Linked DNA regions of Mus musculus: all the other regions are linked to region 1. Evidence: chromatin loops called from intact Hi-C (ENCODE). Cell type or tissue: left cerebral cortex. All regions are shown on one strand. Each heading gives the region's core, and the rest is flanking DNA. Links, peaks and the distances in the headings are about the cores only. Region 1 holds the start of Ano6 (anoctamin 6). Region 2 overlaps Ano6 (anoctamin 6). Region 3 overlaps Ano6 (anoctamin 6).

Region 1 (10,549 bases), core at 1,094-9,093:
CTGCGTTATCTAGTGAGACTCCTACCTTAAAAAACAAAAACAAAAACAAAACGAAATGTCTAAGCAAAAAAAATAGGACCTGAAGATGTAGCATAAGATGGAAGCATTATGTGATGTGATATGAATAAACCTGAGGATATTATACCCTGTAAAACAAAGAGTCGTGGAAAGACAAAGATGGCATGATTTTGATTCTCGGAAGAACTGCTGATTGGCTGAAAACAGATCTGGCTGTATCCTAGGCTGATGGAACTCCTGGGCCACCGCATCCTAAGTGTTGGAACTTCAGGAACATGGCCACGATAGAATTTACAAAGATGTGATTGTTTGTATATGTTGGGCCCAGGGAGTGACACTATTAGAAGATGTGGCCTTGTTGGAGTGGGTGTGGCCTTGTTGAAGTGGGTGTGGCCTTGTTGGAGTAAATGTGTTACTGTGGACTTGGGTTTAAGACCTCAACCTAGCTGCTTGGAAGCCAGTATTCTAGCAGCCTTCAGATGAAGACATAGAACTCTCAGCTCCTCCTGCACCAAGTCTATCCGGATGCTGCCGTGTTCCCTCCTTGATGATAATGCACTGAACCTCTGGTCCTGTAAGCCCCAGTTAAATGTTGTACTTATACGAATTGCCTTGATCATGGTGTCTGTTCACAGTAGTAAAACCCTAAGACAACAGGGCAGTCTCACAAAGGCAGAAAAAGAAGTGGTGTTGTTTCAGTTACAAGAATAAGATCTATAGATTTACAGTTAGTCATGATGACCACAGTGAAGAATAAGGCACTGCACGGTGATCAGTACCATTTGGGGACACACACACACACACACACACACACACACACAGGCTTTTTAAAAATAAATTAGAGGATTTCACTGCGTAGCCCTGGCTGGCCTGGCAGCCCCCTGGAGCATTGAGAACATCGGGACATGCAGCTCTAATGGACCTCTTAATGCCCTGAGTTCTCTTTCCAGTGATTTGTGCAATGAGACAAGTTGAACTGCTTCATGCCGTACATGGACTCTCCTGGAAATTTTCTTCCATTATAGCCCCGCTTAAGGAGCTATCAAAAGTCTTGCTTTTTATCCTTCCTGGTAAGTGGTCTCCTTCTATGTTATCAGTAACAGTTAGTGCCAGGTCCTTTCAAAGAAGGTGCTCAGCAGAAACTGAGCTAATAGGCACTTACCACTGCTCTAATTGGCAGGTTCTCACCATCCCATTAGGCCACACCCCCCTGTGCTACGCCTCCTGGGAAGATTTGCATTTACTTTGCCTTCTGCCTAGAACATGCCCTTCAGATACTAGTTGCATACATTAATCTTCAGTTTCTCCAGGTCTTCCCTAAAATACCGCAATAGATAAGGTGGTTTGGGTGTGTGGAAGCCAGGAAGTAAGCGCAGCAGTATTTAGCCATGGGCTGGCTAAAGCAGACAGGGGAAGGGAACCAAAATAACTCTTACTTACGGAGCTTAAACTGTCTGCTTTCCACTCTCAAGATTATTGGTTTCTTTGAGGATCTGGGGTCACTCCTTGGTTCATGCAGTTTGAGGGTAGAGATTGTAAACTGAGATTGGGCCTGCTAAGTTTCAATGGCATAAGAAAGGCCCAAGAGACGGGCCAGTGTGTCCTCAAATCTGGGAATATGGACAGAGATTTAGACTGCAAATGAAAGGTGCGGTAGTCTCCACATACACAATTTTCAGGGGTCAGTGGTGGTCCTGTAACAAGTCCCTCTGCATGGAAGCACCCAAACATCCCTTCCTGGAGAGAGGTTCCTTGAAAGTCAGGAAGGAAGCCTCCTCATTGTCAGGAAGTACCTAAAACTTACAGGACTCTGAAGCCCCGCCTCCAACGTTATATAAACAGTAACAGTGGTGGAAGATAGATTTCCCAGGTCTGAGCTGCTTGAAGTAAATTCTAACTTGCTGAACTGCATACAGGTCATTCCCAGAGTGCCAAGGAAGCAGAGCTCTAGGGATGCCTGTGCTGGTTTGGATTTTTCAATGATGCATCTGCCTTTAAGCCACTAGCGTTCCTCCAACACCAATACACTCACTGGCTCACCATACTGGACTCGAGTGGAGCTGTTACTTGGTTGTTCTTCTGGCTCAAGCAGATGTTTGCTAATGCCTCTCTAGAAAAAAATCACACAAGAGCTACAAGATTAAAAAAAAAAAAAAGTAAGGGCACAGAAGAGACAGCTCACTGGTTAAGAGCGTCACATCAGGCTGCTCACAACTCCAGGTCCAAGGGGCCTAACGCCCTCTTGTGGCCTCCACAGGTACTGCACTCAAGTATACAAATGGCACACAGACATATACAAATAATTAAAACTAAAGCTAAAATATTTTTAATTAATTAATTTTTTTACACTCCATATTTCATTCCCCAAAGCTAAAATATTGTAATGGTTAGAGTTCTTTGTTCAAAGAGCATATAAGGTTCTGTAGCTGTGGAGTCTCCAACTAATCTGTTGGTGGTCTGACTAACTGCTTTTGCAAAGGCAGAAGGCGAGCCAGGTACGTCTCTCTGGCTTTTCACTGCAGTCCACATGGCTGAGATGACAATCTCTGTGTGAGAGAGACATTCTTTGCTTTTCAGTCTGGGTGATTGAGGTTCTGGCAATCCAGGTAAGGGACAGCTGCCACCATGCCTCACCTGGTCATGATCCTGACCCTTTGCCAGTGCCCAGACTTCTAGGGTGGTCTCAAGTATGCTCAGGAGGATTGCAGAGATTGAAGAATACAGCAGCTGCTTGCTAGCCCATTTTACAGAGACCTGGAAATGACAATGAGGTATTGCATATGAATAGAGGCATTGTCCCATCTGACCTCACTGACAAAATTAAATTTCACAGACAATGTTATTTACAAAGTCAAGGTTGCCTTTTGGGTGGTGGTGGTGCACACCTTTAATTTCAGAGTTTGGGAGGCAGAGGCAGACAGACCTTTGGGTTCGAGACCAGCCTGGTCTACAGAGCAAGTTCCAGGACAGCTAGGGCTATACAGAGAAACCCTGTCTCAACACCTCCCCACCCCAAAAAAAGGAAGGAAGGAAGAAATAAAGAAATAAATATAAAATGGCAATTGTAGGGTTTTAAATTTTTCAGGAGCTTTGGAATATAGGGGCCTGTGTGAGTACACTGTTTGGATGCCCATAGAACTTTTCTTTCTTGGTTGGGATAGATAGTAGTTAAAATTGTAGAACAGCACCAGTTCTATATAGAAGGAGAAGAGGGCTGAACACTGAAGCCAGTGGAGTACCAGCATCCGAAGGCTGGGCAGAGAGAGCATCCTGGCTGAAAACAAATGAGTAGGAAAGTATTTGGTTTGTGACCCTGACTTTGAAAAGCCTTGCAAACACAAATACTGGCCACATAATGCCGCAAGCATTTTATCTCACAAACTATGCATTACACAGACATTCCCCCCCCCCTTAGGATTAAGAGTATGGCTCCTATATAGGACTATAACTTAGATTATTTTTGCAGCATATATTGATCGATTGAAAAAAAATAATGCATGAGAAAAAAAACTGTAGGAAATGCATTAATGTACCAAATGGGGTGTACTAACAATAGATGCACAGCTGGCCTAAGTAATTCAATTTCCTTGTGGCAACAGTCATGTCTACACAAAAGACCACAATGGCTCTGTAACACTTATCAAGCAAGAAGCAAAAGGCATCTATAAAATCTCTTACAATTTCCAAGTGACTCACTGAGACTTAGGTCAGAATCAAGCCCAAGAATTTTCGAGCTATAAAGTAGCTTTAGGTCGGAAGATCCAGAACTTCTACATCTGCTGAGAGAACCTAGCAGGTCAGTGATGAGACCGGGTGGGTTGGAAGAAGTGGGTGGAAAGGCCTCTGGAGGCACTTTCTGAGGTGCATATAGTAAAAGGGCCACCCCAACACTGGCTATCTGTGGTTGCAGACAAGATGCTCACCTATCGGGCGGTCAGGTGAAACAGTGGCAGTAACTCCTAGGCAGAGATGAAGCGACCACTGTAAAAACTTTTAGTACCGGACTCAGCGGACTCAGCGCACGAAAATCGCCATGGCTAAATGAAGATGGAAACTTCCTCCTGCAACCCACACACCTCTGGAACCGAGAGTTCACTAAAGCCTTCCCTTCCCTTCTCAGTTCCCAGTCTGTCCTGAAGCCGAGTTTTGCTTCAGAGTCCCCCTGCTTCGGCCTCTGGAGGGCTGGCATTATAGGTCATAACTGGTATTACAGGTCGCAGATGGCATTTCAGGCCATAGGGGTCATTGCTAGCATTACTGGTCCCGGCCTCTCTTCCTCTCTCTCCCTCTCATAGTCTCCTCATCTTCTCAAGATCTCCAGAGTTCTGCACTTACTTTTCATGTTACAAGTAGTCTTCTTTGGTAAAAACCGGAGCTTAAGGAGCAAGGAGAGCGTCTCCTGGACGTTTTCTCTAATTTGTACTGTCCTTTAGTGCATATTCGTGATTAAATTCCTGCGTTATTATTGATCGCAATGTTTTTTCCCTTCAAGTGAGAACATTAACTATGAGGTTGGGACTATAGATAAGTGGAGAGTACTCCCTTAGCACGCCAGGGGTGCTGGGCTGGACTCCTAGCATCTGAGAGGCGAAAGAGGAAAAGGGTAAGAATATAAAAGAATAAAACACACAGTGGATGTAGTAGTGTCTTGTCATTGAACATTGACTAGGAACGGGCTCAGGAGGCAAGTGCTTCTCCAGGGAGTGAGCGACAACCCGGGCACTGCAGGGAAGCCACCATTCACCAGCGTCCTTGAGAGCAGCTGTGCAGACCCAAGGACTTGGTACTCCCGCCGCATCTGCGCCCCAGTCCTTGGGTTGTCAGGGCGGCATTCCTTCACTCTCTACCGTCATTTCCCCCTTTCGTTTCTTTGTCCTTCCTGGTACTACAGTTTCCCATATTGTCTTATTAAAGAGTTTACACGTAGCTATGGCGTGTTTTGTTCGGCCTAGTTCCGGGGCTTGGAGGGCACCCCGCGACCACTCCCCGCATGTGCTCCTTCGGGCGGGGGCACAGGGGCTCTCCGTGCGCACGTGTGTCGTTTTCCTCCCCCACACTAAGCGGGCACCTTGCAACGTCTCGTCATTCTGCAGATTAAAGACCCTCGTGAGCTCATAGAAGCCGGCCTGCCTCTGCGGCTGCAGCGCTCCCCGCAGGCGCGGCGCGGCTCGCCCGGCTTCTGCCACTCCCCTTCCCCCAACCCCCCCAGCCCGACTTCCTCCCAGGCTCCTCGCAGCCGGGGCGGTTTGATCTGGGGCGGGAGCGGCGGCGTCCCTCTGGGCATGCTCAGTCGCAGGCTGAGCAGCGCCTGCTGAAGCAGAGCGCGGGCGGAGCGCAGCGGGGCAGTGCCGAGAGGGCAGAGCGGAGCTTGCGGCCCGAGCCGAGCGGAGCCGAGCGGAGCCGAGAGCAGCCGAGTGACGGTCTCCGGGAGACATGCAGATGATGACTAGGAAGGTCCTGCTGAACATGGAGCTGGAGGAGGACGACGATGAGGATGGAGACATTGGTGAGTGCCGGAACCGGGGCCAGGGCAAGGGGGATCCGGGGCGGACGCCTCTGCGCGGAAGCCGAACCTCCCAAGCAACTTCGGGTCTTTTTCCTGCGTCCGCTCCGGGCGGTGTTTTGGGGGCCCCTGCTCCCGGGTTCACGACACACCTGAGCCGGATTCTCCGAGGCCACAGGCTGCGCCGCTGCACCAGCCCGCAGAGACACAAACAAAAGGGCTGGAGCCGCGGGCGCGGGGCAGGGACGCGGGGCGACGCCGGGCGGAGGACCGTGGCACGTTTCCATCAGGCCTCCTGGATGTCAAAATGTTCCCTCTCAAGGCCTCCAAACACTTTACAAAGTAAATTTAGGAGTTGGGTGTGGCTTTTCCTTCCTTTCAGGTTTTGCTCACAGACCAATCAAAGGAATTTGGTAACTCCCAGGTCTAGACGAACTTGGGAATTCCACGCCGCGATTTAGCCTTGGCCTTTCATTGTGACAGCGGTTTATCAGGCACTCCTCTTTGTGGAGAGAGCAAATAGTATTCCTTTTTAAGGAGAGGAGAAAAGTGTGCCCAGGTTAGCCTTCCTGGAGCCTCACACTGTCAAGTAGAAGTTTCTGATTTCCCAGAGTTGAGCAAGTTAAGGCTCTGCACCTGGCGGCTGATTGGGTAAAGGATGTAGGATGCTCTTGTCTCATGAGACTGAACAGTTAAGTGACCGTTTACATAAAATACCACCCACGGGAGCAGCGTTAAAAAGTTACACTCGTATTAGCACAGTTAGTTTCTTAGGGAAATATTCTTGTCTGTCATAGTGAGGCACTCAAGTGAGATCCAGCCGGAATAGAAATTGACATAAGCAAGAGGCTCTGAGTGTAAGCCCTTGCTGCCCTCAGATTTCAATTTAGAAAGAAAATCTAATTTGGTCTAGCCTCTGTTACATGATAGGCATCATAGGTTGTCTTCAGACCCTGCCAGTAGGCTGGCTTTGCTTTTACTGACCCATGTAATTCATGCTTGTTCCACGAAGTAAAACAGCCGATGTAGTTAACTACCTCTGCCTCTTCTTACTGTAGCCTCCAGTATTTAGATTCATACTTTAGATAGCAGACAGCCTGTTTGGACAGGCAACGTTTAAGCAGGTCCTGGCAATTTTTGGTTGTCCTTTATTGAATTATGAATTTCATGTGGATCATAGTTATGTTTTTGTCCCAGACGTTTTACCAAACCTATGAACGTTTATGTTACTACAGAATTATAAGCCTTCTTGAAGGTTTACTGAAGTAGGTTGATAGACTATTATGAACTAATTCTAAATCCAACAGTGGGAGAGGAGGCGCTGGTGAAATGGAGGACTGCAATTGAAACCTCTGCCTCCAATCTTGTAGTGTTAAAGCTCTTGGTTAGTCTCTCTCTTCGGGACTCCTCACTAGAGGGAGCGTTGTATAGTTGTTTAAAGCATAATCAGCGCCCATGTTAATTTCTGTTAAATTTTGCTTAGCTTTAAAATTCAGAGCAGGAAAGTTACTTTGACACGAGGCCCCAACGTCATCTAAGGCAAACCTCAAACAACGAAAGTAAACCATTTTAAAGTAGAAGATGTATCACGGAGGTGTTCCACCCGCGTGTGTGAAGCCGAGTCTTCTGGGAGGCCGGGTTGCCCGGCTTTATAAACAGTTACTTCAGGTTGTTGCTCGGTACTTAGAGAACTAACTCTGGCCGTTGTTCAATATTTAGGTACCGCTTTAGGTGCAGGAGTAGCCTCCTTGCCTGGCATGAACCCACATGGAGAATTGAAAATGGTATCTTTCCCATGGTTGTCTTCCTTGTTAAGTCGTGACCATCGGAAGTAACCCAAAAGGTGCAGTGATGAGTGAACCCATGGGGCACAGTTTTTTGTTTTTTGTTTTTTTGTTTTTTTTCTTTTCTTAAAAACTTGCTCAATTTTACCAAGGAGCCACAGAAGTCCTGTGTGGGCAGCGGTTGCAGAAGTGCCCTGGTGGAGATGGCTGTAACTGCAAGTCTCGGAAATGCAGAGTGGTCTGTCCTTGGCAGCTTTTGTCTCCACACTTTCCACCTCCAGTTTGTCAGTTGATTCAGCATCACTTCCTCTTGATTTAAAACGTGATATAGGACAGGTGAGATGACTCAGGGGGTAAAGGCACCCGCTACCAAGCTCCAGGACGTGAATTCAATCCCCATGGAGGACGTGAATTCAGTCCCCATGACCCACATGATGAAGGAGAGATTATTATACTTCCACATATTCTCTGACCTTCATTTCTGCTTTGGCTCTCTTACACCCCCCTCCCCCATCTTAAAAAAGGAATAGCAATAGCTTTCATGGCAGAATGTAGATGCTCTTGGTTAATATATTTCTTCAGTGCCTCTCACTCCTCTATAGTTTGTATAATACTATACAAAACTATAGTTTGTATGATAGGTTTAAAAAGGCTTTTATTTTCTTGGATTACCTGTGGCTCAAACTCTGCTAAGGGAAAGTAGTCCTAGACCTGGCTGCTCTCAGGAAGGACTCAGGCTTCAGATGGATGCGTTTGAAAGCTCTCGGTTTGCCGTCCGTTTCTGGTCGTTGACTTTGTGGTTTCTCAGACGGATTGTCTGTCGCCTGGGAAATGGACCGAGGCCATGTTAGATGATGGCCCAGCCATTTCTCTGTCCTCTTTCGGTGTGGCAGTCTCAGGAAGACTTATCTACCCATGTAAACTATTCCCGAGGTCCATTTCATGTTTAATCATCCCCCACTCTAGTCCTGGTCTGTTGGACCTCATGAACAGTGGTGGAGTAACCCTTCTGGGCTAAGGGCAGATGGCTGTGGGGTAGATGGGGCAAGGCACACAGCCCTGTCCCAGGGCGGGGGGTCCCTTGAAACATGAAAAGTCCCTTGTAGAGGGTGGCTTTATTGAAGTGTATGCGGAACTATGGGAGGACGGCAGGAAAGGGAACTTTCCAGAAGAGGTGGTGGTTAGGCTGTGGAAAGCCTACGCGGAGCAGAGATGCCAGGCTGGAAGGACATGGAGGGACTCTCCTGTGAAGAATCCTCCAGACATTTTAAAGATCTTGAGCTGTCTGTAACTTGGGAGCCCTAGAAAGATGTCTTAGAAGTAAGGAGGAGGGAGATGGTACTTACTGTAAACCCTCCCAGGAGTTGGGTTTAGAAGTGGCTGCAGTGATCCAAGGTGTAAGGGTTGTGTCCCGGAGCTTACAGGAGGAGGAGCATCTCCAAGCATCCCATTCTAGCTGTCGAGTATAGTGTAAGTCCGCCTCTTGAGCTGAGTGGTAGGAAGGATGGGTGGGGTGGGGTGGGGTCTGTGAAGTCATACTTTTCTTGGCTGCTTTGGCTTGGGCCATTGCTTCCAGCCTCAATTCCTCTCTTTCCCTGTGAGTCATCCTCCTCCCAAGCCTGTTGGAAACTCCTGTAGGTAGTGCTGATAACTGCTTCTCTAAAAGACCCCAGTGCATTCTCACACCCCTTGTTTCTAACCTCTATATACTTAGCCTTCATTTATTTGTTCTGCTCTTGTGTTTCATGATCTTTACTCTTATTATCTCTCTATCACGACATATCTCTCTGTGTGTGCTATTATTTATTATGCTACTGTATGTGTGTGTTATTTACTTATTTTTATTTTATCATTTTGGAGACACAGTCTCTCCTAGGCAGGCTGTCTCTTTGGACTCTTTAAGTAGCTGAGGCTGGCTCTGGACTCCCGATCTGCCTCCTGAACATACGATTACAGGCCTGAGCCACCACACCTGAATGACTCACTCCTGAGATAATTGGACATAAGACTTAACGGTTTTATAGCTTTGTAGAAATCTCTTCTGTGTTATCTGAAGAATACATACTCCTAGTTCTTCTGCTTCATTGCACACCTTATTGCCATAATCATTTACTAGGCTGTAATCAAGGGTGTGTCAAGAGAAGTCCTGGTACGGAAGTAGTACAGAGGAGAAAGCTTGGAACCTTGCCAGGCTAACTGTAGAGCAGTGTGGGCGGCAGAGCCATCCAGGAGGCCTGGGAAGGCAGATGATGGGGCTATGATTCCTAAAGACACAATGGGTTAACCTCCAAATGAACCCAGTACTGCTACTCCCAGCTTATGCATTATATTTTACATTCATGTGTGTATGTGTGTACATGCATGCATTTTTTTTTTTAACAAAAGAATGAGGATTTAAAAAACCAAACAAACTGTGATCAAAGTCTTTTCTCTTTCGGCCTGGCCTTGCTCAGTTCCACACACTGTCATGTCTCGCTGTCCACATTCTAACTTCTGAGTCAAACAGCAACTTTCCAAAATGTCCCCTAGCCTTTCTCAACTCTTTGGCAACCTCACTGTTCTGCATGTGACAAATGAGCCCTCAGAGAATTATTCTGAAAGAGCATGTGGGGGCGGGGCTGCCACCATGGCATGTACGGCTGGTTCCCCTTTCCCCTTTAGAAGCCAAGAAATTTGGATCAAACACTCCCAGAGACATCTCCACTAGAGATATGGTTTTAATCCTGAGGTTTGCGGGAGATAATTCTGTATTATTAGGAATTGCCTGCTATGTGCCCATGGTAGAGGGTGGGATTGAACTCCGCTGGTAGTGTTTGTAGTGCACTAGACTGAAATGAGTGTCTTTTAGTAGAAGTTTTCCTGTAGCGAACGCTTTGTCTCGCATCACCAATACCTCTTGACCAAAAGCTGTGGTCTCACTGTGAGATGCTTCCTGTTCCTCGTCCTGATGCTTTATCACATAGTAGGTGTTTTAGGAAAGCATTTGTTATAGGGCTGATTTAGGTTTTCATGTCATATGATTTAAGCTGCCTGATCCAGTTTAGACAGGACATTCAGGCCTGGGTCCGTGGGAAAAGAGGCTAGTTTTAGAACAAAGAGGAGACGCCTCTAAGTCCCTTCATCCGAGGCAGTGTGCTTCTGGACTGATCGATCGATCGGTAAACTTTAAGATGGAGAATGTGGGGATTTAATACAGCCACACGATCACGATATGCTCTTATGGCCATTGTTAGGGAACCCCAGC
Region 2 (10,549 bases), core at 1,047-9,046, 95 kb after region 1:
TAGTTAGAATAGGGAATAACGTGTTTATAATCTGTAGGTTATAGTCAGATCAAGAGCCGTGTTACGTACCCAGCAGGGACGCCCAGGCTTTCCGTGAAATCACTGGGAGCAGCTGAAGGGTTTTGTCTCGTGTGGGACTTGAGCATGTTTGTTTAGAAGTGTTAGTATGGGGTGAACTGGAGAGCAGTGAGTATGTAGTGTGACTTGTGATTCAGCCACTGAGAGCCCAGCACAGGGTGGGTGATACCCCAAGGGTCCTGAGGGTTGGGGAGACAGCTTTAGAAGGAAACTTGAGATGAAACTGGAGCCAGAAAGGTCAGAGGTTATCTGCACTGTATTTTATCTCCCCAGTCCCTCCTAAGGGCATTGTTAGAGAAACAGACACAATCTGGGCGTTTCTGTAAAAGGTCCCCATAATGACTTTGTCCTCCCAGATGACTGAGAATGCTTCCTTCTGATAACGCATTTCCTCTTCATGCTCCTGCCAGAGGCTTCCAGCCAGTGTTCATTACTAGGGTCCAACAGTTGAAGTTGTCCCAGTGGCTAGCACATTTTCTTCCACCCGCCTTCTCTGGCCCAACCTTTTATCTTTATTGACTGTTCATTATTGTTCCTGCACTCACTCTCCGTGACAATGACATGCCTTCTTTTAGCGGGTTGCTCCTGCCGGGCAGCACAGCAGTTCAGGGTTCATACTGCTTTTGCAGAGCTCTTGGGCTCCTTTCCAGAGCCCATGTCAAGTGGCTCGCACTCCCTCTAACTCCAGCCTCAGGAAAGCCGGTGACCACTTCCGGCCGGCCTCCTAGAACCCTGAACGTACATGTAGAAACCTACACTCAGGTGCACGTGCATTTACATAATAAAGAATAAATCTTTTTTTTTTAAAGTGTTTTTGAAATATACCGAATGGAAGGGCAGAGTACAGTTTAGTGGTAACCTTTATAGCCTTAGCATACTTTCTTTATTTGGGGAACAGGACCTTCCACTTTAGTACTTTATTTATTTATGGAACGGGACCTTCTTCCACTTTAGTTCTATTTTCCTCAAACTGAAGACAACTAACGTGTCTGATACCACATACTAAAACACCAAGGCTCAGTTTCATAGAAATTCATCAAATTTAACCTGGATTCTACTTCAAAGTCAGCTAGAAGCAGTGAATGATAGAGTGTTACAGTGCCCACTAAAGGCAGCTCATAGCTAGGAAAGGCATGAGAGAGAGAGAGACAGAGAGAGAGAAAGAGAGAGACAGAGACAGACAGAGAGACAGATGGAGAGAGGGGAGAGGGGTGGTAGGTATGAACACCCAGGGATGACAAGGTTCAGGAAAGGACACATTTAAGTAGAGAGCACCGATGGGTCTCCCTTACTGACCTTTGTCTGTACCCCAGACTTTAGGCTGATTGTCTCAGCAGAGAACACGGTCTTTTCGCCATGGCGCTAATCCTGAAAGGATAACATGCATACACCAAGGCATGTGACTGATTGTCTGCAATAGAGTTGGGATTTGAGCCTAGATCTCCTGGACCCCAAAGTCCTCATTCTTTTTTCTCCTTTTGGCTTCCTAAGTAACAGTATGCAATATCTTGTTTTAAGATACCAAAAATGCCATATACTGTGAGAAATATTCAGGCATAAAAGCTTAGCCACTTTTAAGAATGTGTGTGTATATGTATATATGAATATGCATATATATGTGTGTATATAAACATACATATTCATGTGTCTGTTTATGTGCACATATGTATATATGTTTATGCATGCATGTGTGTATATATGTATATTCATACATATGTATATATATGCATATGCATACATATATGTGTATATATGCATGTATTATATATATATATATATATATATACACACACACACACACATGAATGCACACATACATATACATACACACACATATATACACAACTCCTAGCCATCTAGCCAATCAGCTGCCTTTAGTGGGTACTGTAATACCTTATCATTGACTGTTTCTAGCTGACTTTGAAGTAGAAGCCAGGTTGAATTTATTGAATTCCTATAAAACTGAGCCTTGGTACATTAGTGTGAGATATCAGACACTCCTCAGCTCTTGTCAACATATACACACATAAACATATATATTTAAATATATACACACATACGTATGCATGTGTATCTTTCTGTGTGGGTGTATGTGCATGTGAAATCAGGTGCCCAGAGAAGCCGGAAGGCATTGGGTCCCCTGGAACAGCATTTACAGATGTTTGTGAGCTGCCTGATGTGGATGCTGCCAACTGACCTGTCATTTGCAAGAGCAGCAAGTGCGTTGAACTCTGGCTGTCTCCCTGGCTCTATTGTGAGCTTGTTCCTTTGGAGCATTTAATTCATAGACCATTTCTAACAACTGAGTGAGGTTTTATGAACTCTCATTTTTATTCTTCCCTGTGATGCATTTTAAATGCTTTCCTGCCATTGTCATAAATGAGTCGTTGGGACTGGGTGTTGTGGATCCCATCCCTGCACAACCAGCAGCACTTCTAAGACGGCCTGAGTCGAAGGGGGAAAGCAGTATCTCTATGAGTCTGACAAATACAGAGATGGATGCTTGCAGCCAACCATTGGACTGAGCACAGGGGTGGGGGGGTGCTCCAATGGAAGAGTTAGGGGAAGGACTGAAGGAGCTGAAGGGGTTTGCAACCCCATAGGAAGAACAACAATATCAACCAACTAGACCCCCCCCCACCCCCCAGAGCTCCCAGGGACTAAACTTTCAACCAAAGAGTACACATGGAGGGATCCATGGCTCCAGCTGCGTATGTAGCAGAGGATGGCCTTGCTGAGTATCAATGGGAGAAGAGGCCCTTGGTCCTGTGAAGGCTCCATGACCCAGTGTAGGGGAATGTGAGGGTGGGGAGGTGGGAGTGGGTGGTAGCGGGTGGGAGAACACCCTCATAGAAGCAGGGAGGGGGATGGGATGGGGATTCCTGGGGATGAAACCAGGAAAGGGGATAACATTTGAAATATAAATAAAGAAATATCCAATTAAAAAAAATCGCCCAATGTATGCTGACCTACATGGCCCTCTGTTTCCTGAGACTCTAGGTTTTCCTTCCTGTTGATTTCAATGAAATTAAAAATATCAGTTTCCACAGTAAAGGTCAATGGCTTGAGAGGAGCGTGGGGCTTAGAAAAACTGAGGGAGAGCACCCCTGCTGAGTACCCTGAGCAGATGAAGAGCACCATAGATATCTTACCACGTCAAGAAAACCCTTAGGTGACTGCCAATCTCATGTCACCAGGGGTGTGACCTTAGGTGACTGCCAATCTCACGTCACCAGGGGTGTGAAAGACTGCAACCTTGAGGGAGTCTGTGGAAGAAGAATTGCACAGGAGGGAAGATCTGAAGACTTGCTGTGTTCCACCATACCCACAGCCGTGCTCTGCTTAGCTCACAGTCGGTCTGGATAGCTGTATCAGGAAGAGCACAGTCAGTCTCTGGATAGCTGTATCAGGAAGCTGGAAGTCTAGATAACTGACTCAGCAAACTGCAGCGTTCATCCTGAGCTGAGGAACCTGTTGGCCAGCGCCTCTTTATTTAGAAACAAAACAGAGACTATTGACTTGGGAGCACTGACTTGAACAATGGAGCAAAGGGGGTGTCTTAGTCAGGGTTTCTATTCCTGCACAGACATCATGACCAAGAAGCAAGTTGGGGAGGAAAGGGTTTATTCGGCTTACACTTCCATACTGCTGTTCATCACCAAAGGATGCAGGACTGGAACTCAAGCAGGTCAGAAAGCAGGAGCTGATGCAGAGGCCATGGAGGGATGTTCTTTACCGGCTTGCGCAGCCTGCTCTCTTATAAAACCCAAGACTACCAGCCCAGAGATGGTCCCACCCACAAGGGGCCTTTCCTCCTTGATCACTAATTGAGAAAATGCCTTACAGTTGGATCTCATGGAGGCATTTCCTCAACTGAAGCTCCCTTCTCTGTGATAACTCCAGCTGTGTCAAGTTGACACAAAACTGGCCAGTACAGGGGGGCAGTTTGCAGGTATGAGTTTGATGAATGGGACCTATGGGGTTTAAGATATAACAAATTAGATATGTTAAAAGTAGTTGAGATATCACTAACTAAGAAGGAAAACACAGGTGGGTGGGGAAAAATATAGAGTTACAAAGTAACATTGAAATTATTGTACTGAAGACCAAGAATCCTACGACTTAGCTTACAGGTAGGGCACCATGAAAATGCACCAAGACACCAGGAACTGGTGAGCATTGTTTGGGTTCCAGCTGATTCTGGAATATAAGGTGGGGAGCTTTTTCTTAAATGTTCAAAAGTGTAATGTAGGGACAACCATCTTGTTTGTGGTGGAAACCCCACAGCATCCTTCTGAATATGGTGTAGACTAAGATTTCAGATGGAGTCAAGGTTTTATGCCAGCGGATGGACAATGAACCCAGACATACTGACCTGGGCGTCTGAGACCTCAGGAGGCCAGCCTCCAGGAGGACAGTCCTTCTCTCTCACAGCTTGGATTGTACCAGTCATCTTCAGCTGGATGCTGCCTCGTATCTAGAGGGCAGTATGTTGGAAACTCCTTGTAGACACACACTCTCTCTCTGTCTCTCTGTCTCTCTCTCTCTGTCTCTCTCTCTCTCTCTCTCTCTCTCACACACACACACACACACACACACACAGCTCTTTTGCTCACACTGCCACTGACAGCTGAAAATAAACAGATACTGGTTTATTCTAGAAAAGGAAATTATACAAGAGCTTCCTCGGGCACTTTCACTTTTCCTTCTCATCGTTTGATGTTTCTTTGCTGTTTTATTTCTTGTTTTGAAGACTAAACTGAGATTCCCCCCACCCAACACCCCAAAGGTGGAAAGCCCATAGGAAAACAGGAAATTAAAAAGAACGAAGTTGTGCTGATGAAATTGGTCACACTGAAGCCCCCAGGGCTTACGAGAAGGCTGTGAGGGTAGCTCCCCGCCCAGCAGGATGGCACCTGACTGGAGTCTCCCATAAGACTCCATTTATTTCCATAGCTAGTTAATTCTCTATGTGTGGTGCTTTGGGTGGGACCCAGGGCGGGGCTAGTAACACTGAGTCATCTCCAGGCCTAATGGATTCCTTTTAAGGAGATTTTATTTCAAAGGTCTGTCTTCATTATGCCTTCCAGTCTAGTTCAGAAAATTTAAGGATATCTAAAATTGTGCAAGAATGCCACTAGACAAAAGAACTGAGCCCTTGTCGTGAGCTGGAGGGAAATGGTAACAGTGATGCTGGCAAACGCACACGCCAGATCAGGAGGCCGTGGCATGTAAGAAGACATTGTAATGATACAGTCCGCTATTTACAGGCGACCACATCTGTGCCTTGTAAGAAATAGCTGAAAATAGCAAGTTCTGCCACTTGGGGGAAAATGTGGAAATAATTTACAGCTAAAAGATAGCATTTTTAAGAACTTGACATCAAATTTAACTTGAAACCAAAACCTCCATCAGCCAAATAAGTAGAAAGTTCTAAATATAGAGAAATGTATGGGTTGGAGCGCGTAACCAATGTTTGGTGGTTGTGAGGGTAGCCTGTAATCTGTGATGAAAAGTCAGCCGGGGCCCTGGTGACCTTCTGAAATGAGTTTAATGTCCAGATGAAAATAACGGGGTCAGCGCCGCGGAACCCAGGGCAGGCTGACGGTGCCTGGAGTTTGTCTCCCTTTTCATTCCAGGATGCACTTGGGACACATGAGCACTTTCCAAGGTCTCTCCCTACACAGTTCCCTGTCTTCCCCATAACCACAGGCTGCTGCCTCTCTAACAGTGTCTTAGCCAAGATTACTCTGTGTCAGGTAGACACCAGTGTCCCCAGTGGTTACGGAACACTACTTCTGCAGATAGCTTGCTGGGGGCCTCCTTCAAGAGTGCACAGGCCCCTCTGCTGGCCCTTCCCTCCTATCCCCACCACGGGGACACCACCTTTGAAGACATACAGGTGCTCTCCCTGACTTAGCAGTCCTCTTGTGGCCATGGGGTTTTCAGACTGAATCATATAAAGGTTCTGTGAGTTTGTTCTGTGCTGTTCTGGTGCCCTCTTGCCCCTTTCCCTGTGTGGTCTCAGATTTCACCACCAAAGCTCAAGAGAATCTATTAAAGAGTCCAGTTAGGTCAAAGGTGGCAATAGATACTACTTAAAAGTGTAGTAATTCCTTTGGGCGGGGCCTGGAATCATGCTAGTGTCCTGTAGTTACGAGGAGCAAAAGAAAAAAAGGAAAAACCCAAAATACACGGTTTGGCTGCGGTAGTGGGAAAGTGGAAGGCTGTAATCTAGGGAGGGTGGCGCCCGGCACACTCACATTCTTACACTGTGCTGGTGGGTGTGTGATTTGCATGATGGCTTAGCGACTCGTGTATCAGAGGCATTTGAACAGGCCGTAGCGCTTAGAAATCTGCTTCCAGAATTTAGCCTAATGAAATAGTAATTGAACATGTGCACATATACATATGTACAAGAAAGCACACTGCAGCAGTGTTTATAGAAGCAGAAAATTGGAAGCAACTTCTGTGTTCATCAGTGGAGGAACTGTTTAGCTAAATTATATTGCAGCTATTAAACATGATGATTCAGAGCTTTATATAAAGCTAGGAGATGTCTCTGATCGATGTTTGTACAACAGTGCGTGCGTGTGGTGCCATTTTAGTTCATGTGGATGGGAGTGGGCTTGGAAGACTACTCTGTAAAAATATTTCAAATCTCAGCTCATTTCTGAGAGCTGGGGTTACATATGACTTTTATTTCTCCTTTATACTCTACCATGTTGCTTGAAGTTATTTTGTATTTTGTAAGGAACATAATTTTTTTTTTCCATTAGGAGAAAAAGAGTCTTTGTAGTTTGGGAGGCGAGGGTGGGAACTCTGGGGTCTTAATACGTGGAGAGGCCCAGCGTGTCAAGTGCTGGTCATGGCCTTGGGAACAGAGAGCCAAGGGGAGACTGATTTCTGCAGAAATCCCTGGGTTTTTCCTGAGTGCATGTTGATTATCACAGAGTCAACACCACATGTTCTTGGAACATCCTGGGGTACACTCTAAAAACAGCCCTCACTCCGGGGCCTATCCTCGGAGAGTGGGTGCCTTTGCTTGTTTCTCTGAAGTCAGCAATGTGGAATGCCTAGTCTGGTCAAAGAGAAGCTCCTGTATGCCGGCTCTGTGTGCCCACAGACTTCTGCTTCCCCTGTGACTAATCTGTTACGTCCTTCTCTTCCCTCCCCTGCTTTCTTCAAATATTTGTCTTTCCCCTCAACCCTCAGCCTCCTCTCCTGTAGCTGCAACCCTGGGACTTTTTTGGCTCCGTATTTGGCTTATGACATTGACTGTGGTCATTTGCATTTTGATCAAAATAAAGGGAGTGAAATTTGTCCTGCTTTGTAGCATGCTTACTATATTGTACAGAGGAAAACACTTCACTTATTTATATCTTGTATCTTTCTAGTTGTTAGGAAATGGACCTATGCCATTGGTAGTATGCAAATGAAGTTAAGTTCAGTGTTTTGAGATCTGAATAAAGGCTTTTGCTTGAGCTGAACTTGGTGTGTGTGTGTGTGTGTGTGTGTGTGTGTGAGAGAGAGAGAGAGAGAGAGAGAGAGAGAGAGAGAGAGAGGTATTTCAGAGTTTCTGCAGAATGGATGGTACTCTATTTTTAATTTAGTTCTGTTATGAACTAAATTATGCCCCTTCCTCCCCCCACATGGTCTCAGAATTAACTACTTTATTTTTCTAGTCATATAAACCACAGAGAGCAGTTCTTGCTACCCTCATATTGCTCTTTAATTATATGAAAATTTTAATATTTTTCACCGTGCAGCTTCTCAGCTATTGTGGGAAAACAAACCTTTCCTACAGCCTGCTTTGTGTGACGTGAATGCAGTTAACCCAGATGAGCTTGGGGCACTCCAGTGTTTCAGGATATCGGGAAATTTCTTCAGATGCAGTCAGTTTCGTCGTCCAAGGCAAGGAAGGGTCAGACGGCCTCATGCATAAGGATGAGTTTGAGCAAAGATTCCAGGAGAGCCACATCTCATCCTGATTGTGAATAAATAATTTACAGTCAGCATTTTGGACGATAATAGATTCTGCTGCAGTGAGGTGGGGTTCCTAGGCAGGATTTTTAAAGACCCATTTTGATGATGTTTGAAGCATGTGAGTCTAGACCAGTGTTGACAGGTTGTTTTGTAGCCGCAGAAATACTGACATCAAGGATCCTGGGAGTGTTTACCAGTTCCACTCTGCCTGCCCTGAGTGACACAGAGTACCTGCACACATGCAGTCCTTCCCTCAGGCCTGTGTCACCCCTACACCCCTGTCCATCCAGGAGACAGACTCCACATGGCCCTACCATTTCCCTCTGGAGTGATGGTAGCATCCTCTTTAAGGGAAACCTCAATGCCACATTTCAACCAGATTGCTGAGGTAGATTTCCGCGCCAAGTTGTTACTAGAAAAGATTCACGTTTGGGACATTGTCTCTCAGGCACTGCCCTGCAGTAACCTGCAGTTACACTTGAGCCAGTGGCGGGGAAGAGGCTCTGCATGGGCTTCCTTAGCAACAGCCAAGAGGACGGACAGGATTTACCTTCTCAAATTCACACTCCTTTGAAGGCACTGGGCAAAATAACTCAACTTTCTTCTTTTACCCTTTGAAAATTCCATACATGACACGAGATATCTTGAGAGTGTCGGTTCTTTCTCTGTCTCACCCTCCTACCCCCACCCCCATATCTCTGTTCTTATTCCCCCAACCCCTGTCTTCTCCCGAGTCCATGTCCTATCTCTCTCCTAGCATCATGAATATTTAACTGACCTGACCTAATGTAGGTAGCCACAGTTGCTATTCAATTCATGTGTCCAATAGCTGTGTCCTGTTCAGAGGACAGCACTTCACAATAGCCTCTGCCTTTTATACCACACTCCTTACCTTCTGTGATGTTGCTTAAGCCTTGGGCAGGGGTGTGGGGTGGTGGTGGTTACATAGATGTCCTATCTATGGCTGAGCAGTTACAGCCTTACTCTCAGCACTTTGAACAGTAATGAGTCTCAACATTGACCACTACCTACCATATATATATACATATATATATATGTGTGTGTGTGTGTATGTATATATATATACACATACATATACATATATACATGCATATATACACATACATATATATACATACATATATACACACATATATACACATACATATATATACACATACATATATACACACATACACACATACATATATATACACACACATATATATAATTTTCCTTATTCTTGAAAGTGCCATAGATGTAAACAATAAAATGTGATCATATCCAATACCCCCTCCCCATTTCTTTCTCCAAGCAACTATCTTAGTTGCTTTTCTCTAGCTTCAAAGAGACAACATGACCAAGACAGCAACTTATTAAAAAAACATTTAATTTGGCACCTATGGTTGTGGATATGGAAGGTTAGAGTACATGATTGCTGTGGCAGAGAGCATAGGAACAGGCAGGCATGAGGCTGGAACAGAGAGAAAGAGAAATATCCAGGAATGGCTAGGGTTATGTGGAGTCTGTCTCCTGGATGGACATGGGGTGTAGGGGTGAGAGGGGCCTGAGGGAAGGACTGCATGTGTGCAGGTGCTCTGTGTCACTCAGGGCAGGCAGAGTGGAACACTCCCTCACTGGTAAACACTCCCAAGGTCCTTGACATCAGTATTTCTGTGACAGCAGGCCTTGCCTCCTAATCCTTCCCAAACAGTTCCACCAACTGTGGACCAAACATTCACATATATCAACCTATAGGAACTATTCTATTCAAACTACCACAGTCCCCCACCCAGCTTCATGGATGTGGGAGCATGCACAGCACCTACAGTGAGAACCAGTGGGGAAAGAGTAATTCTCTCTCCCACAGCGGCTATCAACAGCCAAGCTCTCTGTCTTAAAGGGTGGAGCTTGGAGAATACTTTCCCTATCTATGCTGGAATTTTGGCCAGCTTTTTCGGCAGGTAGTCACTGTTGTTATGAGTTCACGAATCTAATACCCACGTCCAAATATAAATATTTAGAAGGTAGTTCCCTCAAAGACATGAGGTTCTCAACCTTCCTCACATTGCAACTCTTGAATACTGCTCCTCATGTTATGGTGACCCCGCCCCCCTCCACCAACATCCGAAATGGGGAGCCCACAACCCATCAGATGATAATTTTTTTTGGTCTTACTTTGGTGCAATGACAAATGAGAGTGTATGTTGTGGTTTGCACCCTTATCAAAGCTGAATCAGGTTGGGTGGGGTTATAAACAGAGTGCATTATAGACATGCTGTTGTAACTAGAAGTCTGCAAAGCTCTTTCAGGAAGAAGGTGAATCATACAGACTAGAAAGGTTGCTTATTGCCTTGACATTGAAAACTTATCCCCAAGACTTTTGGGGTAAAAGTTTGGGGTCTCTTTGATGAACTTAAGAATTAAATGTCCTCAGTGAGAAAGCTGGTAGCTATATATAAGCTCTTGTCACTAAAATGAGTTT
Region 3 (10,549 bases), core at 1,424-9,423, 140 kb after region 1:
TTAGGGCTGATATGGCCACTCCAGACACGCTTCCCATACCCATGTTCCTCTGGGTTATTTGCAAGGTCACCTGGGCAGCTGTAATGCCGTCCATCCCCCATTCTCGCAGTGTCCATCTGAAATGGCATCCCCTCTCAGAGCAGTCTACAACCCCTGGTCTATTTTCATTAAATCTCAAATGTGTCGGTAACTTCCTCTGTGGTTTTCGTTTCCATGGTGACAGCATTTCTCCTTATCCTAAGATTGTTGAGATATTCTTTTGTTGTTATAGTCTCTTAAAAACATTTCTTTTATTTTCAATTACATGTGTGTGTTGATAGCACAGGTGCCCGCCTCCCCCTTGCCCTCCAAAGCCAGAAAGGGTATCAGGTCCCCTGGAGCTAGAGTTACAGGCAGTTGTGTGCTGCTCTCTGTAGGTGCTGGGATCCGAACTCAGGTCTTCTACAAGAGCAGTATGTTCTCTTAACTGTGAAGCCCAGCTCTCCAGCCCTGTCTGTTTTCTTTTTCATATTCTGTAGCTGTCATTCTTGTTTCTCAAATAGAATTGACTTTTATGTGACACAATGGGGCTTATTTGCATTCATGTTCTATCATGTATCATGAATTGAGCTGTCTGTTCCTATTGCCTAAATCGGGGGCCAGATCTTTGGATATAGGTAGGAACCTTTGCGTGTTTTATTTTATGCTGCTGTTGGTGGTTTAGACTGTGTCAGCTGTGTCTAATTGGTCTGGTATGGACTTTGGGTCTTCTGTGAGATTTGTAGAGCAATAGAAAAAGATCCAGCAAGAATCCTGATATTCCCCACGCCCTGCCACCAAACAATTCTGAAATCATAGCGCAGATCTTCCTCACTGTATATGACAAAGTTTTATAGTATTTTTTCATATAAATCTTAATACATCTTTGATTAGATTCATTCCCAAACACTATACTTGTGAAACTACTAAAAAATAATAATATTTTTAAAAATGTTATTTCCCAATTGTTTCAAGTGGATAAGGAGAAAATCTCTTTTTATTTCCCTGTGTATACTTTATATATTAATTCCGTGTCCACAAACTTTACTAAAAATGCTCTTATTATCTCTGGGTTCAAGGTGAGACCTAATGCTACGATAAATACTAGGATCTCCCTGTCTTGAAAAAACAAAAAATAAAAGAAATAAACCAAACAAACTAGGATCTGTGCAGGGGAGCGGTGTGGTCTTCAGTTGCTCATGGAAGCAGAAGTAGTAATGTGATTCCCACATCAAATTCAAATAGCAACTGGAGGGGTTTTATGGAGAACGGTAGGGTCCTGGGTGGTGTGCGGAGACAGCTGGGACCTGTGACAGGCTGTGGTTTCCCTCCTGCTGGTGTTCAAAGCCTTACATTGATGGGCTGTCTGTGCTTTACAGATCCAAGCAAAGCCATTAGGAGGACCATTTCTCATAGCCCTGAGTTAAGAGAACGCTTGGACATTGTATGGAATTCTCAAAGAATTAGTAAAAGATATTACATTAAAATATGAGCGCCGGAGAGATGCCTGAGTGGTTAAGAGCACTGACTGCTCTTCCTATGGACCTGGATTCCATTCCTAGCCCTCACGTGCTGGCTCACAACCGTCTTATCACTCCAGCCCCAGGAGGATCCAGTGTCCTGGCTTCTGTGCATATGGTGTGCAGACATACATGCTAGCAAAATACCAACAGAAATAAATAAAAATAAAGGCTTAAAAGATTTGAAATATGTTTTAAAAAAACCCCAATTTTAAAAGAAAGGATGTAGATCATTGACTGTTCTGTGTGCTTTTAGAGTTTCTGATTCATAGGTTTCATTTCAGTTTTGTTGCTTGTCATGGATGGACTCGGATTTTATCACGTTGATAGAATATGAAAGCCTCTTTCTTAACGTTTCTGAGTTGTTTTATTTCTTTTTTTCTTTAGCAAAGAGGTCTGTGATCCTGACATCGGTGGCCAGATCCTGATGTGCCCCCAGTGTGACAGGCTGTGTCCGTTCTGGAGGCTGAATATCACCTGTGAATCTTCTAAGGTAACTTTCAGCATTCCAGATGTGTGCAGAAAATAGTCACTTTAGCATAGCATATAGAATTATTCTCCCTCTGAGGAATGTATAAAGGACTTTCATAAATGAAGTTTCCCCCACGCTGGAAGGTAGCGTCCAGTCCACATGTTTATTCTGCATTTACAGATCATAAAGTGACAGTGACCACTTCTCAGAAGGCTCAGGGGAAGTAAGGATGTGGTGGGCCTGAAGCTACCTAAGGAACTCAGTTAATCCAAACGGAAGTTCCAAAGTCAGCTTGAGTAGAGATTTTGTTTTCTCGAGGCTGGGGGCTGCCCTTCCATGGAGCTGTAGCCTCAGCCATACGTGTACCATTGCAAGTGTTTGCATTCATTCAAATGAGTAGAAGCCTAAAATGTGTGCTTGTAGATTTGTACTTAAAAACCCTGCAGTTTGTACAGCTTGTGTTTTCTGCTTTCAGCACGTGCAGACACTCTATACCTTTGGATTTTTTAAAGGCTCTTCTGCTCATATTTAGACTATATCTGTTACTATAAAAGGAAAGTTTTGTATTTTGATGATAAAAGATGCTTGGCACAAAACATCCTCACAAAACACTGCTGACACCCCGAATACTGGCTGGTGGGGTGAGCTCTTAAGACCCAGGAAACTTGGGTCGAACCTTGAGACAGGAGGGAAGTGTGCTGAGAAGCTGTGAGCTTTGACAGACAGCTTGACCTCTTAGGACCGCAACGTTTCAACCTGTAAAGTGGGAATGATTCCACCTACATCATAGGCGCTTTATCTCTGGATGTAAAGAAATAGCCTGTCACAATAGACTACTGGTCTCTGATATGAATTTTGTCTTGCCATGGGAGACCAGGAATCGTGTGTTCCTGGAGCATTCTGACATAATCTATCAAAGTCTGTCATTTAAGAGTAATGCTAGAGTATTAATTTCTTTTTGAACTTTATTTTAGACTTATTTATGTGAGTACACTATCGCTGTGTAGGGCATTAGATTCCCAGGACAGATGAGATGGTCATGAGCCACCACGTAGTTACTGGGAATTGAACATAGGACCTATGGAAGAGCAGCCAGTGCTCTTAACTTCTGAGCTATCTCTCCATCTTTTATACTTTAATTGTGTGTGTGTGTATGTGTGTGTGTGTACACAAGCAAGTGTTAAAGTGAGAGGAGAAATTTTGTGGAGTTGTTTCTCTCTTTCCTTTTTGGAGAGGTTCCACATCACAGACTTGTGCAGCAAAGCAATTTTTCCTGCTGAGCCATTTTGAGAGTACTCTTCAGTGTTCTTATACTGATTACATCACCTTTGACACATAGCACCTGTGATGTAGGCAGAATCACTCTCCCATTTTACAGGTTGAAACACTGAGGCCATGAGAAACTAAACAGCCTGTGAAGCTCACACAGTTAGGAACTGGCAAGGACAGGAGCTACAGCAGATCTGCACTGCCCACCATGCCACATTTCTCACAGACTGGTAGCACTGGGCACACAACCCTGAAATCCAGATTTGTGTTTGAAAAACTTTCCCCACTACTAGTTATGATGACAGTGGCACACTGTCAGCCTAATTGATTTCTATACTTAACTAAGATTAAAGAGGATTTAACTGCCTGTCCCTTGAGCCAAGGCAGTGCCCAGACTGAACTAGAAGACTGTGCAGTGATTAGTAAGACTCAAGGAAGCCGCTGGCTGATGGCTTTGGACAGATGAATCACAGGCAGTTGTTAGCGCATTTCCCCAAGGCTCTGCACCCAAGCAGTAGCCGTGTACCCACGAAGCCACAGTGGAAGGTCTGCTCTGAAGACATCCATTACACTTCCCTCCCCTCGCCACTTCATTCCTTCGGCTCTACCTACAGTACCTTAGCTGAGGACTTTCAAGTGTCTTTCATTGTTCGGGGTGGGGGTTGGGGTGTGTGTGTGGTGGTCTTTGGTTCTGTCATGTTTCCTAAAGGATTTCTTGAATCTTGTGGGAGCCATTTACAAAGCGAAGGACACATAGATAAGAATCGGAGAGAAAGGATGAAAGGGGTGGGGTAAGGGTGAGTGGGGTGGGGTAAGGATGAGAGGAGCGGGGCAAGGATGAGAGGGGCGGGGCAGGAAAGATGTTTCTGATTTCTTCCATCCTTATTACATTGATTCACTTACTGATTTCTGCCTCTCCTCTGAAGAGCTGTTCACTTGTGACTCCAATAAAATGCTGACTTGGGGCTGCTCTTAATGTAGCCTCTGGACCACTGTGCCAGCTCAGCTGCCCATCAAGATAAGCTAGGCTTCTAAGCAAGCCTGTACCTTACCATCTCCCCTACTCCTGCTTCCAAAGGGCTCTCGGGACAAAGCAGAGAGAGGCCACATATCTACTTAGTAGCATGGCAGATTCATCTATGCCCAATCTTGCCCTGGGGTACCAGGCACATCCCTCACTGGGAACTAGGCAGTTGGCCTGACTTGTATCAATTCCAAAATGGGAGTGACAGTGGATGGGGTCTTGAGGAAGGAGATTTCACATGTGGGATATTTCTCACGGCACTTTGTGTGAAGCTATTTGCTGTAAATGGTTGAAGGACATTTCAGAGCAATGGGTCCCCAAAGGCAAAGAGAAAAGATACAGAAAGCATCATTGGTGGGACATCCAGGCATAACAAGTATATCTTCCTTCACCTGGAGATTTTTCTTTTTAAAGAGGGGTTGTCTCCTGAAACCATTTAGAATCATGCTGTTCGGGTAAAGTTCACATGGATGAGGGAGGCACTTGTGCCTGCTATGGAAACCCTGAGGATAAGAATGTAACTAGATACATAGTTTCTGATCATAACTAGATAGTTTCTAATGAAAATAAACAATGACTGTGTTCGTGAAAATGACACAGCTTTGAATATAAAAGGCAACTGAAACAAAGAAACCTATCTCGGCAGAGTACACTTCCCACTTAGAAACACCTTTGAATGTCACAGTTGTAGAAGTTCCCCTGGATCCTCTTCATGGCCCCCTTATCCCCTTTACTCTTCCCATGGCCTCTGGTAAAACAGGCAGACAGAACCCACTGCTCCCACTTAGCCATTAACTTTGTGAGTCCTTCCTTAAGGAAGTTTTTAAGTGCTCACAAATGAAAAGATGGTAACTGTGATGGTTTGTATATACTTGGCCCAGGAAGTGGCATTGTTTGAAAGTGTGGCCTTGCTGGAGTAGGTGTGTCACTGTAGGTGTGGGTTTTAAGTCCCTCATCCTAGCTGCCTGAAAGCTATTTTTCTCTTAGCAGCCTTCAGATAAAGATGTAGAACTCTCAGCTCCACCTATACCATGCCTGCCTGGATGCTGTCATGATAATGGACTGAACCTCTGAACCTGCAAGCCAGTCCTAATTAAATGTTTTCCTTAGAAGACTTGCCTAGGTCATGGCATCTGTTCACATCAGTAAAACCCTAACTATGACAGAAGTCAATTAGATTTTTTTACCCAGCCAGTCATAAAGGCAGGCAGCTAGGCTATGTATCCATCACCAAAGAGGTGGAGTTTGGCAGCCGTGGTAGCTCCGCCTCAGTGAGACAGTAATCCTTTCTGGTAATTGTACCAGTGCCATCAGCAGAAGCACCTGCATTGCCTTGATCCCACTGAAAATCCTCATCATCGCTTACAGATGCAAAGCCTTCCTCGGGTGGGTGGAAGCAGAAGGCTCCTGGAGGAGAGCCATCACTACATAAACTCAGCTTTGTATTTTTTTTTTAATAAGGAAAGGAATATTTCTGGAATTTATCCTCTGAGGGGACTGAGACACTGATAAGAGGCAAACCATAAACTTACTTAGAGGGCACTGGATCCTTAGAGCCGTTCGCTACGTTCTCCCACTCACTCTGACAGCTCATAAAAGAGGCTTTAACGGCCTGCAATCTTAGCAGATGTGCCTAGTCCTTTATCGCCGTGTGGGAAGATTCCACTGGAAAATGTACTCAAGGCTCAGACGGCGAAAGCTGTTTGCTTTTAAAATGCGAGAAATTCCATCTGTGGGTATGTCATACGTGTGGTGATTGTTAAACCAGCATTGGGCTCAGCAAACACTGCAGGCTGCAGAGTGTACGAAGTGTTACGTATTTGCTGAATTTCTGATAAGTGAGGAATTGATTTATTTATGCCTTGCTGCTCTGTTTTCCAGAAATTGTGCATCTTTGACAGTTTTGGAACCCTGATCTTCGCTGTATTTATGGGAGTGTGGGGTAAGTTACTTTCAGTTTTCTCTCAGTTTGATGGTGTCTGTGCAATTTTGTGTAAGCTATTAAATTCATGTACTTTTAGGACCATGTTCTGGCTGAACCTCCATTCCTCCAGAGCTTTGCTGGTAGTTGTCATTCGATTTTACTGTATGAAAATTTACCTCAGAGATCCATGGCTTCAACCACACACGGTTTCATTCTTTTTTGTTTTTGTTTTTTTGTTTTTCTTCTCTCAGTTCCCTGAGTCACACATGGCCTGATCTCTGTGGTGAGCCATTGGCTTCTCTGTAAAGAGGTGATATAGCAGTAAGAAGCCTGGCCTGGTCTGTGGGGTTCCAAATGGTGTCACCCTCAAATTATCTAGCCTAGGATTCTGTATGGGTCTTCAGAGATACAAAAGGACGCAAAGGACCACAGACCTCAATGGGTTTGGCATTAAGGTTATTATTGACATTTATTCTTTGAGAATGTCATACAATTAAATCTGGTCATATCCACCCCCTGCTTCATGTCTCAAGTTGCCCCCGATCCTCCCCACTGCGTCTTCCTCTCAACTTCATGTTCTCCTTGTCTATTCTGAAATAGCTCACTAAGCCCAGTTGGCGCTGCCGGGGTGTGCATGGGCTCTTGGCCAGCTTCTGGAGCCTAGGCAACCCTACCTCTGGCCAACCCTCCAGAGGAGAATGTGTCTCCTTCCCCAGGCAGCTGCTGAATGCCAGCAGCTCCTCCAGTAGAGATGACTTTTGTGAGCTCACCCCTAGTCTATGTTGTAATTTGGATTGGCTTATTGTGGGCAGGTCTGGTGCAGGTAACCATGGCTACTATGAGTCTGTGTGTATAGCAGCCATGCCTTATCCAGAAGATAATATTTCATGGTACTCTTCCCTGTCCTCGAACCATTAAATTCCTCCCCTCCCGATCCCCCTCTCCTCTCCCTCCTCTCTCCTCCTCCCCTTCCTCCCAGTCCTCCCCCTCCTCCTCTGCAGTGATACCTGAGCCTTGGCAGGGGTCTGGTAAGAGATGTCCCATTTAGGGCTGAGCACAGGGAAGCAGCTTTACCGACATGGAGAGCATCCTAGAACTATGGGTTTAAATTAAATGCTCAGACAGCTTGGCTGCATGGCCATTTAGCAAAGTCCCAACAGTAGGTCCCACCTTAGGGATTATGATCGCCTCAGGTCTGGGCTCTTAGCTCGGCTTAGAGTACCAGGCCTGACTTCTGTCCTGTGCAGCACACCCCAAATCCAATCAGAAGGCAACTGGCTACCCTATAAAAGTCATGCCACAACTGCACCCTGGGTACCCACAAGTGCAACAGCGACATTGGGCCCATGATTATAGTATTTGCTAATGTCCTGGCAGCTGAAGCAGCAAGGCAGGCATCCGAGCCTGAGGGATGGAGTGGAGGAAAGGACCCAGGGGTGTGAGTCACTGGAGGCCATCACTGTTGTTTCGGTGTCCGTCGTCTCAAATGCTAAGAACCAGAGCTCCTCTTTCCCCTGCCCCTCCCCCTCTCCTTTGACTAGACAATCACAGGAACCTCGTTAGTCCCCAAATACAAAATCTACAATAATCCAAAATCCCAGTGTTAGTGTAAATCAGCGCTCAGCATGTTTCCATATTCCAGGTTGGTAGATAAGGAATGCTTATTCTTAGACTATAACAGTCCCCACAGTTAGAATTCAGCCTGGGGCAGGGGCAGCAGTGAGGAACAGGAGAATGCCCGTGAGCTTGCTTCTTTTTATAGTTTTATAGGATCGGAAAGTTTTTAAGTATATTTCACTGTGGTAATAATAGCCAGTTCTCTGTAATAGAAAAGATGCGATCTTGACGCGTAAGTTCTGCCTAGAAACTGGATGTTGTTTGTCCCTTTTAACGTGGGTAGCATCAGTAATATAGCGAGGAAAGCATTTCATTTAAAAGCAGATGTCTGAGTGTTTGATTGGCGTAAATACTCTAACGTAGAGGAAAATGTCCCACCATCAAGGATACATGCATTCGATTTCCACTTGTGTCTTGTGCATTGAGATCAGCAATGTCAGGTCACAGGAAAGTGTGGGGAAGAAACCAGGCCACACCTCTCAGCTTGAAAGGCAAGTCTTTAGTGTGTGCACACACACAGAGTTGGGGATTGGGGTTCCTTGCAGGGCAGGTGGTGGCTTTACCTGTGAAGGGCCACCGAATGGTACATTGTACCCTTAAGAGATACATTGTACCCATGTGCTGGGTGGTATAGAGAGAATCTTACACATCTGGATGGATGTTATACCTGTCAATAATAAATCTGACCACTTGTAGCCTAGGTAGGAAATAGAAGGTGGGAGGGACACCTGGGAGGCAGAAAGAATTCTGGGATAGCACAGGCAGAAGATCAGCCTGGGAAGATGTGACAAGACAGGTGCAGGGTACCTGAGCACAGTTAACCAACCAGCCATGTGGCAGAATGTAGGTTAAATTAATTAGGGTATTTTAGTTTTGATCTAGTTAGAGCCTAGCTATATGGCCAAGGTATTTATAGATATATTTTTGAGTCTGAGTCTTTATTTCTGGGATCACGGGACTGGGAGTAAGAACTGGGCCTAACTTCTACAGGGTGGTGGTGGCTGGCACACGCCTTTGAATCCAGCACTCTGGAGGCAGAGGCAGGTGAATCTCTGAGTTCTCTGAGTTCGAGGCCAGCCTGGTCTACAGAGCAAGTTCCAAGACAGCCAGGGCTACACAGAAAAACCCTGTCTCAAAAAAAAAAAAACTATAAATAAATAGCAAACCAACCTCTGAGTGGCAAGGAGAGAGGGAGAGAGAAAAGACTGACCTGTGGATACTGTTCAGGGACACCGAAATCTAAGGTGACCACACTTACCCAGTAAGAGGCCCTGTCCTTCAGACACTTGGCATGTTTTACTGGAAACCATGCACTGAGAGATATGGCACAGAAGCATAGAGCAGGCAGGGGGTGCAGCTCAGCAGGAGGATGCTTGCCTACCGTGCCTACCATGAGTGACGCTTTGGGTCAGATCCATGTATTAGGACCCTCTGTGTTGCCCTCCACTGTTGTAAATACATCACCTTCCTCCAGTAGTAGCCAGGGAGCTACGCACGTAGGTCAGTACTCTTAATGTTGTGTGAGCCACAGCTTGTGATCTCTACAGCTCTAACAGAAGACATTTTAAGTAAAAGGAAAAAATATATATTAATTTTGATGAAGGAAGGACAAAGCCCAAATTTCCCTAAGTTTCCTCTCTCTGATCGTTAACTGCACCCTGGTTGTAGAACTGTCATGCATCAGGCTGTCTGCCAATCCTGTCTGACTTTAGGATGCAGAAAGCGTCTCTGCTTTTTGCTTGTGGTATCGTATGTACATCTTTAAGGATATCCATCTGATGAACTCTCTAAGTGCTTTACAGCAGTTTCCTCATTACTTCTGCCTTCTGAGGACTACTGCTGTGAACCTCATTACAGAAAAGTCTGAAATTGCAGAGTCGAGGCGGCAGGAGGCTCTGAAGTCATTGCTAGCCTCTGCCAATCCTGTGGCAGCTCCTCCCGCACAGCGTATCTGGCACGGACTAATTCTCCGTTCTCTAGATGGAAATGGTAAACGTTGAGGGCGGAAAAGCTTTTATAATCTTATATAGTACTAATCACATACATACCTAGAAATAGCCCGCATTTAGGCTGCACCAACCTGGGAGATTTGGGGGAATTCGTGGGATCCTAAGCACAAGCTGTGGTTAAAACAAAGATTCTGAACACATCCCAACCTCATTTCTCCTTCCCTGACTTTCCCTGGCTTAGACATGTGGTCATACAATACCATTTTTTAATGATCACATTTAAGGGAGAGTTTTAAACAAGGTGTAGTGATTTCTGGGAAAGATCCATGGACTCAGAAAGCGCAGCACCCACACTTGGGAATCAAGAAACTGGTCCCTGGGCCGGAGATGTTCCGGATGCTCTCGCTTCTGTCTCTGTTTCAGGGACATACAACCATGGCTAATGAGCATTTTAAGTCATTTCTAGTACCCCAGTGCAAGAGAGTCTGGGTTAGGAAGGTGGAATGGGGCGAGAAAGCCGATTTACCATATAGAACATTGTACATAACGGCATCTGAAGAGTTTTAAGACTCATGGCAGAGTCTGAATGCATCCACCTATCAGAGTTTATGTCTTGCCCTTTTATGTTACAGAATGTAACACTATACCACGCTCAACAATTTGGTTTTTGTGTGTGTGTGTGTGTGTGTGTGTGTGTGTTTGGGCATCTTTATCCAATACATACTTTCTTAGATAGAATGCTGTCATAATTAAGAT

Evidence for each region. A loop is a pair of places that touch in the nucleus more often than their neighbours do. Peaks named below come from ENCODE experiments on the same cell type or tissue, not always from the same donor. Only the 100,000 strongest peaks of a DNase experiment are listed, where the experiment ranks them.
Region 2: a loop joins it to region 1, with 3 times the contacts of the local background. A loop is called at or near these places in 9 of 42 quality-filtered maps.
Region 3: it touches region 1 in a loop (3-fold over the local background); 10 of 42 quality-filtered maps call a loop at or near these places.

What each region holds. Positions count from the first base shown.
Region 1 is chr15:95,785,533-95,796,081 of GRCm38, forward strand. Ano6 (anoctamin 6) reads left to right here and starts at 5,311. Exons shown (of 20, transcript NM_175344.4): 1 at 5,311-5,524. The coding sequence starts at 5,452. It overlaps A130051J06Rik (a long non-coding RNA gene), which reads right to left. Exons shown (of 2, transcript XR_875618.2): 2 at 2,357-2,772. In left cerebral cortex, for the core only: CTCF peaks have their summits at 2,279 (motif pointing left), 4,531, 5,138, 7,495 and 2 weaker places; DNase peaks (open chromatin) are centred at 2,259, 4,866, 5,353, 6,190 and 1 more place; H3K4me3 peaks cover 2,085 bases; H3K27ac peaks cover 1,389 bases.
Region 2 is chr15:95,880,355-95,890,903 of GRCm38, forward strand. The region is part of intron 2 of Ano6 (anoctamin 6); the gene reads left to right. Among named protein-coding and RNA genes, the nearest start is that of Gm41389, 26 kb to the right of the region's middle. In left cerebral cortex, for the core only: a CTCF peak has its summit at 1,197; DNase peaks (open chromatin) are centred at 1,194, 5,231, 6,392 and 7,149; H3K27ac peaks cover 1,425 bases.
Region 3 is chr15:95,925,599-95,936,147 of GRCm38, forward strand. Ano6 (anoctamin 6) reads left to right here. Exons shown (of 20, transcript NM_175344.4): 9 at 1,926-2,031; 10 at 6,185-6,245. Among named protein-coding and RNA genes, the nearest start is that of Gm41389, 19 kb to the left of the region's middle. In left cerebral cortex, for the core only: no CTCF peak of the experiment used is centred there; DNase peaks (open chromatin) are centred at 5,643, 5,977 and 6,875; H3K4me3 peaks cover 525 bases; H3K27ac peaks cover 1,702 bases.